Regions from separate parts of the Homo sapiens genome. Here region 1 is linked to region 2. A link is an interaction called in ENCODE POLR2A ChIA-PET data of the cell type or tissue named here. Cell type or tissue: Panc1. All regions are shown on one strand. Each heading gives the region's core, and the rest is flanking DNA. Links, peaks and the distances in the headings are about the cores only. Region 1 overlaps TMEM248 (transmembrane protein 248). Region 2 holds the start of LOC107986707 (a long non-coding RNA gene).

Region 1 (5,384 bases), core at 58-5,057, 170 kb after region 2:
CTCAGCCTCCCAAGTAGCTGGGACTACAGGTGTGCACCACCACACCCAGCTAAATTTTGTATTCTTTGTAGACACAGGGTCTTCTTGTGTTTTCCAGGCTGGTCTCGAATTCCTGGGCTCAAGTGATCGGCTGGCCTCAGCCTCCCAGAGTGCTAGAATTATGGGCAGGAGCCATTGTGCCCTGCCAGATTGACTTCTTTATGCAAACCTATATCATTTATTGGACCGAAGTAGAACTTAATGGTTAATGCATGGGCTCTGGAGGCCAACTGGATTTGAATCCAGGTTCACTTCCCGTGTGATCATGGGCACATTAGCTGACTTCTATATGCCTTAATTTCCGTATCTGTAAAATAGAGATGTTTTAGGGATCATACACAATAGGTGCAAAACTCTTAGAGCAGTGCCTCTCTCAAAAAGTAGGCAATGACGGTAGACGTTATTATTGTTAAGCACCTTCCTGGTGTCAGGCACTGTCCAAGGTAGGAGGAATGCAGAAACAATATCATGGAAATGAGAGACAAATTTTTTTTTTTTTTTTTTTTTTTTTTTTGATACAGACTCTTGCTCTCGTGCCCAGGCTGGAGTTCAGTGGCTTGATTTTGGCTCACTGCAACCTCCGCCTCCCGGGTTCAAGCGATTCTCCTGTCTCAGCTTCCTGAGTAGCTGGCATTATAGGCGTGCACCGCCATGCCCAGCTAATTTTTGTATTTTTATTAGAGATGGGGTTTCATGTTGGCCAGGATGCTCTCAAACTCCTGGCCTCAGGTGATCCACCTGCCTCGGCCTCCCAAAATGCTGGCATTACATCTGTGAGCACCCGGCTCAGACAACAATTTAATTTGGCTGAGGGTGCAGGGAGGCAGTGTCAGTGGGGATGGAGTGAGAGCTGCCCTTGAGAGACACTTAAAATGTGGAAACGATAGGACTTGGTAACTGGTTGTAGGAGAGCCAGAGTGTCAAGGATGACTGGCAGGAGCTGGGCGCAGTGGCTCACGTCTGTAATCCCAGCATTTGGGAGGCTGACGCGGGAGGATCGCTTGAGCCCAGGAGTTTGAGACCAGCCTGGGCAACATGGCAAAATCCCATCTCTACAAAAAATACAAAAATTAGCCAGGAGTGGTAGCATGCACTTGTAGTCCCAGCTACTTGGGAGGCCAAGGTGGGAGGATCGCTTGCGCCCAGGAAGTCAAGGCGGCTGCCATGCTCATACCACTGCACTCTAGCCTGGGCACCAGAGCCAGACCCTGTCTCAAAAAAAAGAATGACTGGCAGGGATCACTAGGTAAATGACGGTGTTTTTCCTTAGGGAAGGAGCCAGTTTGGTGCCTTGGGATAAGTTTTGGCCTTGATGGCCTTTGGGTCATCTAAGGAGATAGCTCCAGTAGGTGACTGTTTGGATCTGGAGGTGAGTAGGTACATAAAATGGGATTAAGGCATGAATGAGCGTGTCCCCCTTGAGCAGAGGCCCCAGCTGGAACTTGGGAACACCAGCTTTTGAAGGATCCTGAGAAGGAAGGGGTGGCCAGATGAATGTTAAGAAAACCCGGAGTGGAAACTGGGAGAGGATCCACCCCACTTCTGTATCAGATGCTGCAGCAACATGAGTTAGGGACTGGAGCTCCAGCTTTGGACTTAGCAGCCCAGAGATTACTGGAGACCTTGAAGTTCTCCTGTGTCTTCGTTGCTTCTCACTTGTCTCTCTGAAGGTTCATTCTGCCTGCACTGCTTTGCGGTGGGGCAGGAAGATGGTTTCTGCGCAGTGCTTGGGGCAGCTGGGTGCTGGAGCTTGCACAGGGTTTCTTTGATACCAGTAAGTGTCTTCAGCTCTAAGTGTTGGATAATCTGGCATCGCATCGATGACTGTTGTTTACTAGGCTCAGGGTTTGTAACCCCGGCCTTAAAGCTCTTTGAGGGTCTCAGACATCACAGGATATTTGAGAAATGCTACTTTCTGCTACATGAAGGTGAGTTTCTGTCATTCTGTCTTAGCACAAGTCCGATGTATTTCCTTTGGTTGGCGTAGAGAGCAGGCTTGCTTCTCCCATCCTCTCTTCCTCAACTTTCAGAAACTTCCCATTTAACCTAAGGTAGAAAATCTCATTTAAGATGAATGGTGGGCCTGGTGTGGTGGTTTGTGCCTGGAATCCCAGCACTTTGGGAGGCTGAGGCAGGTGGATCACTTGAAGTCAGGAGTTTGAGACCAGCCTGGCCAACATGGTGAAACCCCATCTCTACTAAAAATATCAAAATTAGCCGGACGTGGTGATGTGCACCTGTAGTCTCAGCTATTTGGGAGGCTGAGGTAGGAGAATCGCTTGAACCTGGGAGGCAGAGGTTGAGCAGAGATCACACTGCTGCATGCCAGCCTGGGTGACAGTGCGAGACAATATCTCAAAAAAAAAAAAAAAAAAAAAAAAGAACAGTTTAAAACTACAATAAAGTTAGTTTAAAACTTGGACAAGTAGCCATGTGTACATATGCGGGCTTTGGAGAGAGGGAGAAACTGAAAGGCTTCCTGTGTCTGTGGCATAATGAATGTTAACTTACTTTTTTTCTGATAAAATGTTATTAAGTTGCAAAATTACATTTTTTTTTTCCACCATGTTGGCCAGGCTGGAGTGCAGTGGCATGATCATAGCTCACTATAGCTTTGACCTCCTGGGCTGAGCCAGTCCTCCCACCTCAGACTCCCAAGTAGCTGGGCCATTGGTGTACACCACCATGCTTAGCTAATTTATTAAAAAATTGTTTTTTGTAGAGACGGGGTCTTGTTGTGTTGGCCAGGCTGGTTTCTAACTCCTGGCCTCAAGCAATCCTTCCATCTCAGCCTCCCAAAGTGCTGGGATTACAGGTGTGAGTTATTGTGCCCAACCAGGAGGCCTTCCTCCTTTTTTTTTTTTTTTTTTTTTTTTTTTTTTGAGGCAGAGTCTCGCTCTGTCACCCAGGCTGGAGTGCAGTGGTGCTATCTCGGCTCACTGCAAGCTCCGTCTCCTGGATTCATGCCATTCTCCTGCCTCAGCCTCTCAAGTAGCTGGGACTACAGGCGCCCGCCACCACACCTGGCTAATTTTTTGTACTTTTAGTAGAGACGGGGTTTCACCATGTTAGTCAGGATAGTCTCGATCTCCTGACCTCATGATCCACCCACCTTGGCCTCCCAAAGTGCTGGGATTACAGGCGTGAGCCACTGCACCCATCCGGCCTTCCTCCTTTACTAGCTGCTTTCCTCCCCTTATATTAGGTTGGTACAAAAGTAATCGTGGTTTTTGCCATTATGTATTGGTGAAAACCGCGATTCCTTTTGCACCAACACAATTAACTGTGTTTTTGTTAACTCATGTAATAAAAAGTAAGCATCTCCTCCCACACCTCTCCCTTTCACCTGAACTAGTAGTGTTTTGAAAGTTTATAACACAGTCTTTTCCTGGCCACCCTTAAGGAACTTGTGTTCTTGCAACCTGTGGGTTGCTTGAAATATTATCAGGGTAACCTGGATATTGCCTTTTGCTTACGTAAAGCGCCTTCTGTTGGTTACCTGTTGCCTCAGTTTCTCCATCCCTGTTCTCACCTCGCCAGATGGAGGATTGTGCAGAGCACAGTTTTCCCTGAGAACTTTTTTTTTTTTTTTTGAGATGGAGTCTTAGTCTGACACCCAGGCTGGAGTGCAGTGGCGTGATCTCGGCTCACTGCAACCTCTGCCTCCCAGGTTCAAGCAATTCTCCTGTCTCAGCCTCCCAATAGCTGGGATTACAGGCGCACGCTGCCACTCCCGGCTAATTTGTTGTATTTTTAGTAGAGATGGGGTTTCACCATGTTGCCCAAGCTAGTCTCGAACTCCTGAGCTCAGGCAGTCCACCCGCCTCAGCCTCCCAAAGTGCTAGGATTACAGGCATGAGCCACCGCGCCTGGCCGATTTTATTTTTTTATGGCAACTGTATGTGATATTTTAAGATCCTGTGGGTGTTTTGTTTGTTTGTTTTGAGACAGAGTCTCACTCCATCACCCAGGCTGGAGTGTAGTGGCACGATCTTAGCTCAATTCAACCTCCCAGGTTCAAGCAATTTGTGCCTCAGCCTCCTGAGTAGGTGGGACTACAACCACGCGCCACCACACCCGGCTAATTTTTTGTGTTTTTAGTAGAGACAGGGTTTCACCATGTTGCCCTGGCTGGTCTCGAACTCCTGACCTCAGGTGATCCGCCTGCTTCGACCTCCCAAAGTGCTGGGATTACAGGCGTGAGCCACTGTGCCTAGCTCCCGCTTTGTTTTGGTGGTTGTGGGGGATAAGAACTCACTCTGTTGCTCAGGCTAGAGTGCAGTGGCGTAATCAATCATAGCTCACTGCCGCCTCAAACTCCCAGGCTCAAGCCATCCTCCTGCCTCAGCCCCCCACGTAGCTGGGACTATGGACGTGTGCCACCACGCCCAGATCTTGTGTTTTTGATAGGTACAATACTGGGGAGAAATCCTGCTTTATTCAGTTGTCCCCTGCTATTGTTGGATATGTAGTTTTCCATTTTTTAACAATTGCAAACACTCCAAAAATAACTCTGAGTAGTTAAATCTTTGGAGCAATGGGTGTTTCCTTAGGTTTAGTTCTTAGAAGTAGAATGTTGGAGATAAAATATGCCAGATTTTAACACTATTGATATGTATAGCCAAGTTGGTTTCCAGAAAGTTTATAACACAGCTGTTTCCACGCCCCTTTTTAAGGAACTTGTGTTCTTGTAACTTGTGGGTTGCTAGAGATATCTTTGGGATAATCTTGGTATTGCCTTTTGCTTGCTTACAGTGCCGTCTGATGTTTAGCGTCTTCACTGAGTTAGTCTCAGAGATCTAAGGTACTGTGCTGATAGATTTTCATCACATGTTCTCACGTGCTTGTGAATTTGCCTTTTGGCCATGTTCAGTGTACCCTAAATCCCTGAACTTTTCAGAGAGGCAGCTTCCCAGCAGTGGTCATTTCTTTCTTCATCTTGGTCAATACCAGGATGCCCTAATTGGAGTTGGAATGAATTTAGCGGGAGGGGTCAAATAGTGTGCTTTCTTTTATCTCTTTTTCTTTTTTTTTTTCCTAAACAGAACTTAATTTATTCATTAATTAAAACTAACATTTGCCACTGTGACGCTTACAGAAATTTTCTCGTAACTCTTTGCAGAGGGGATACATTTATTTAGTCTTCATTAATTTCCTATTTGAAAACGCTTGTGAATGGTAGAAAGGAATTTTAAGTTTGTAAAATGTTTGGAATCTTAATAGTTTTATTCAAGCTTTCTTTTATTATTATTATTATTTTATTATTATTATTATTTTGAGATGGACTTTTGCTCTTGTTGCCCAGGCTGGAGTGCAGTGGCACAAAGTCAGCTCACTGCAACCTC
Region 2 (5,384 bases), core at 296-5,295:
CCCAGGAGTTGGAGACCAGCCTGGCCAACAGGGTGAGACCTTGTAGCTACATGTGGTAGCCCTTTTTCAGTACATTGGCCAGTCCAGCTCAGCTGGATGTCATTTACATATGTGTCTTATATTTTAGATACAAAAGACTTCTTAAAAGCTTAGAGCATAACACAAATATTTATTTGATTGCGCCATCTAACAAATCTGAATAAATACATTTCACGTCTAGGCATTGCGTTTTGTATTTCTCTAAACCAGTGTGGGCGTGTGTGTATGTGTGTATCACTTTACCCAGCCACAGCAAGTGATTATGGATGAAATGGCTACAGCAAAGCTAAAACTATGATATGCCTTTGAGAAAAAAGTTCTGAGCTGAGTGCATTGTCTCATGGCTGTAATCCCAGCACTTTGGGTGGCAAACCATGGGAGGATTGCTTGAGGCCAGGAGTTCGAGACCAGCCTGGGAAATATAGCTAGATCCTGTCTCTGTTGGCCAGGCACGGTGGCTCACACCTGTAATCCCAGCACTTTGGGAGGCCAAGGCAGGCGGATCACGAGGTCAGGATATTGAGACCATCCTGGCTAACACAGTAAAACCTGGTCTCTACTAAAAATACAAAAAATTAGCTGGGCGTGGTGGCAGGTGCCTGTAGTCCCAGCTCCTCTGGAGGCTGAGGCAGGAGAATGGTGTGAACTTGGGAGGCGGAGCTTGCAGTGAGCTGAGATTGCATCACTGCACTCCAGCCTGGGCAACAGAGTGAGACTCTGTCTCAAAAAAAAAACAAAAAACAAAAAACAAAAAATTTAGCCAGGGATGGTGATGCACACCTGTAGTCCCAGCTACTTGGGAAGCTAAGGTGGAGAGGATCACTTGAGCCTGGGCAGTCATGGCTACAGTGAGCTGTGATCATGCCACTGCACTCTAGCCTGGGTTATAGAGCCAGATCCTATGTCAAGAAAAGAAAAGAAAAAAAAAGCGTAAAGAAAAGAAATGCCTTTAACAGAGACCACCTAATATGTTGCAAGTTGCTGTTACCTTAGGTGGAGTTAGGAGAAATAATTTTTGGTCAGTAACTTAGTGAATAAATTGACCATTTGTGCTGCTTCCCTGGGCGAGGGCATAGAGAATGGTACAAAGTAGGCTACGGTAGCCAGATTATCTTGTATGTAATTTTGAGCTGTTATTCCGGAGAATGGCATGCTCAGATTAGAGTTACAATTTTGCTTAACCAAGGAGAGCGTGATCTAGTACAATAGAAGACTGTTGTCTAGAACTCATTCCTTGAGAATGCTCCCCTGCTTGCTCTGCTCATTCCAGCAGCAATCAACTCTACATTGTATTCCAGGGAGTTGATTATCATTTGGAATTATTTGTCCAAGCTAACGTTTGGACAAATAATGTTTTGTTATATTTAACATTAAAACTCTGACATTGACATTCACATTCATTTTGGAAGCATTATATTTAATCATATGAAAGTTGGTGAACCTTGGATTACAGATTGCAAATGCTAATAAGTCTTTTATTAGAATGATGGCGTCTTCATACCATGAAGGTGAGTACTGAAAGATATATAAGAAGAATATCTATAAATCAAAAGAAAATAGTAATGACATAGAAAAATGAGCAAAATCAGTTATTCAAAGAAAATATACTAGTGCTAATAAATATCTCTAAAGATGGCTAACCTTAGGGAAATGCACGTTAAATGATTTTTTTTGTTTGCCTGTCAGATTGACAAAAAATTAAAGTTCGATAATGCTATGCTTATGAGGTTATGGGAGACCAGATTCCCTCATACACTGTAGGTGGGAATGTAAATGGTATAGCCTTTTTGTCAGACCAGTTTGGTATATGTCAGAATTTTAAATGCACATACCCTTTGGCATTCCGTTTCTGTTTCTAGCAAACTGCTCACATTTTGCGGTCTGCTCAAGGTCATGGTCTGCTCATAACCTTGTCCTGCTTGGCTATCAAAGATTTATAAATTGTGTTAGTACTATTTCTGAATTTAATAAAATACTTCATTGTCCTGTTCAGATTTTTTTTTCTAGTCCCTTATTTGCTTTTATATTTTGGCTACAGATAGCCTCTTAAAAACTAGCTAGATGTTTCAGTTTATGTATTTTAAGTTTTGTTTCCTTTCTGACTTTCCCTGCAGTTTGTAACCTTAGATGACACTCATCTCTTTAGAACTTTCATGAATACTTCATTTTAGTTCTTTCCATTTTCTGTTTGTCTCTAAAATCTTTAACTTTTTAAAGATACCTGTAATTAATGTAGGGGGTGTCAGATTGCTGACCAGTTATTGCAACACTATTTATTGAAAATTTCCCCTTCCCCTCCTTCTTCTAACATTAAATTACCTTATATATTACATTAGATTCATTTTTGAGTCAGTGTATCCTGTAGTGGTTTGACAGGTCTGTTCTTGTGTTCACAGTCTTCTAACTAGTTTGCAAATAAAAATTCAGAAAATTAATTTAGAAAATCAAAAAATAATTGAGTCTGTTTATTTTTGCTGACATTCATTTTGTTGAGTTCCAAAAAGTCTTGTGGGATTTTTATGGCCATTTGTAGTAAACTTACACATTTTGGAATGTTTGACACTGTTACAACATTTATTTTCACACATTATGTTAAGTATATTTCCATATTTTTATGTGGATTATATTTTCTCATTAAAATGTTTTTCTACAAGTGTTTACATATTGATGCTATTATGACTGATATCTTTTTTATACTTTCTAACTTGTTATTGTTTCTCTGTTACAAGAGTTCCACAGATTTCATGTACCTATCTAGCTTATTTCACATAAATGTGAATTCTTTTTTAAAGTTAGCCATTTTAAAGTTAATTTCTCAGCATTAATAGTGTTTTATTTTCTTTAGGCCTTTCAGATACATAGTCATATCTCTCATATTACACACTAAGCTCCGCAATGACTGAAATGATTTATTTTTACTTACATTTGTATCCCAAGTGCCTTTCGTGCAGTAATCAATCAGTATATAAATATTTGAATGAATGCAGAGGGAACACTATAGGAATATGTACCATATACAGTAACTGCCTCTGGATGATGACTAAAACTTTTTTTCTTTTTGAGATGGAGTCTCGCTCTGCCGCCCAGGCTGGAGTGCAGTGGCATGATCTCGGCTCACTGCAAGCTCCGCCTGCCAGGTTCATGCCATTCTCCTGCCTCAGCCTCCTGAGTAGCTGGGACTACAGGCGCCTGCCACCATGCCCGGCTAACTTTTTGTATTTTTAGTAGAGACGGGGTTTCACCGTGTTAGCCAGGATGGTCTCGATCTTCTGACCTCGTGATCCGCCCGCCTCGACCTCCCAAAGTGCTGGGATTACAGGCGTGAGCCACTGCGCCCGGCCGACCAAAACATTTTTTTTTGCTTGTCTGTATATATCAGGTTTTGTAAATAATGAGTATTCCATTATTTTCTAACTGGAAAAAAAATTTAAGGGAAAAAAATCACCCGTAAGTTTTATTTCTTAACTGAGGTCAAAGGATACCTTATCGTTTTACTAGAATTGATTGGATGTTTCCTGTAAGTCCCAGATGAGTTGCCTGGAGAGAGGAATGACCTCTGAGGGCATGACATTGAACCCAGGAATAGGAAGCGGACCGCCAAGAAGGATAGAGGGAAACTACTCACATCTGCAAAGTATTTTCGTTTTGCTTTTCTGAGACGAAACTGGTTTGCATCCAGAGCCTTAAGAAAGAACACTAATAGTTCTGTGAGCTTTGTAAGTAAGCTTTGTACCTCTCTGTCCTTTTTAGGGTACCTGGACCTAGAATAAAACCTAGCGCCGAGGCACAATTTACAGAATCCTAACTGTCCCAGCAGCAGAGATCATTTTTACTCTGTCTTCCCTGACATAAGTGGGACCAATTGAATTGTGCATTCTTTATGCCCAGGTTGCTCAACCAAGCTTCTATTTATTGGAATGCAGTGCTCCAACAGGAGCGATGTGTGGCCCCTCGGAGCTCCCTCCTGGAAGCAGTGCTGGTGGTGGTTACTGTCTAGGGACAGGTCTGTCTGCCCAGGAGAGAAGGAGTTGAGTCTCACGCAGCTGATCCCCCATGTTTCTTCCTGTGTTTACAGGATATGCTGTCTGTAGCTGTGATGTCCAATCTGGGTGTGCCGACTCTCCTGCCTTCTACCGTAACAGCTGTCACCACCACCACATAGCCTTTCAAATGATGGCACTCTCTTTTGGTGGTACCCTTGCTCTCTTTTTATACTTAGAAGCAGCAGAATGATCTGAGTGTTGTGTTTAACTGGTACACATTAGTCCCATGATAGGTGTTATTTTTATTAAAAAACGTTCATGTGTGATTTTTAACTAAACTTTAAAATTTGGAACAATTAATGACTTCAAATCCATAGGAAGCTGTAAATACAGTACAGACAGGTCCTGTGTACTCTTCTAGTTTGCCTAATGGTTACATGTTACATAACTATAATGTAATGTCAAAACCAGGAAATTGATATTTGTGCAATGTATGTGTATAGTGTCATGCACATTTCATCTCATACGTAGATTCCTGTAGCCACCACCATAGTCAAGATACAGAACTATTCCATTACCCCAAAGACTTCCCTTATGACTCTGTAGTCACATCCTGTGTCAGCAGTCCCCAGGGCTGCCCCCAGGTTTCGTAATTCGTTCGAGGCTCTCACAGGACATATTTATTCCTTGCTATGGTTTGTTACAGTGAGGGGATACAAAGTAGGATTAATAAAGGTTAGTTGTGCATTGAGCAGATTCTACAGGACACCAGCATTGTTAAGATTCGAAGCGTCTTCTCCCAGCAGAGTTGCCCAGGATGTGCTTACTTCCCCAGCCGTAAACTCTAGCAACATGTGTGAAGTGTTTTTTATTGTGAAAGCTCATGTACACCTCAGAATCCAGGGCTTTTACTGGAGGTTGGTCACATAGTATATTAGTTCGTTCATTCTCACGTAGTTATAAAGAAATACCTGAGATTGAGTAATTTATAAAGAAAGGAGGTTTAATTGGCTCACAGTTCTACAGGCTGTACAGGAAACATTGCAGCTTCTGCTTCTAGGGTGGCCTCAGGAAGCTTCCAGTAATAGTGGAGAGCAAAGGGGGAGCAAAGTGTCTCCCCTAGTGGGAGCAGGAGCAAGAGAGAAGGTGCTATACACGTTTAAACAACCAGATCTCACAAGCACAGAACCACAGGGGATGGTGCGAAACCATTCATGATTAACTGCCCCATGATCAGATCACCTTTCACAGGCCCCACTTCCAACATTGGGGATTACAATTCAGCATGACATTTGGGTGGGGACACAGTTCCAAACCATATCACATAGGCATATAGTCCCTTTAAAACTGATCACCGTTACA

Evidence for each region. Peaks named below come from ENCODE experiments on the same cell type or tissue, not always from the same donor. Only the 100,000 strongest peaks of a DNase experiment are listed, where the experiment ranks them.
Region 1: POLR2A ChIA-PET joins it to region 2 with 21 read pairs; 9 of 35 experiments call an interaction of 5 or more read pairs at or near these places.

The regions. Positions count from the first base shown.
Region 1 is chr7:66,928,902-66,934,285 of GRCh38, forward strand. All of the region lies in intron 1 of TMEM248 (transmembrane protein 248), which reads left to right. Among named protein-coding and RNA genes, the nearest start is that of TMEM248, 10 kb to the left of the region's middle. In Panc1, for the core only: no CTCF peak of the experiment used is centred there; no DNase peak of the experiment used is centred there.
Region 2 is chr7:66,754,531-66,759,914 of GRCh38, forward strand. All of the region lies in intron 1 of RABGEF1 (RAB guanine nucleotide exchange factor 1), which reads left to right. It overlaps LOC107986707 (a long non-coding RNA gene), which reads left to right and starts at 3,329. Exons shown (of 2, transcript XR_001744945.1): 1 at 3,329-3,755; 2 at 4,115-5,384. In Panc1, for the core only: no CTCF peak of the experiment used is centred there; no DNase peak of the experiment used is centred there; H3K27ac peaks cover 278 bases.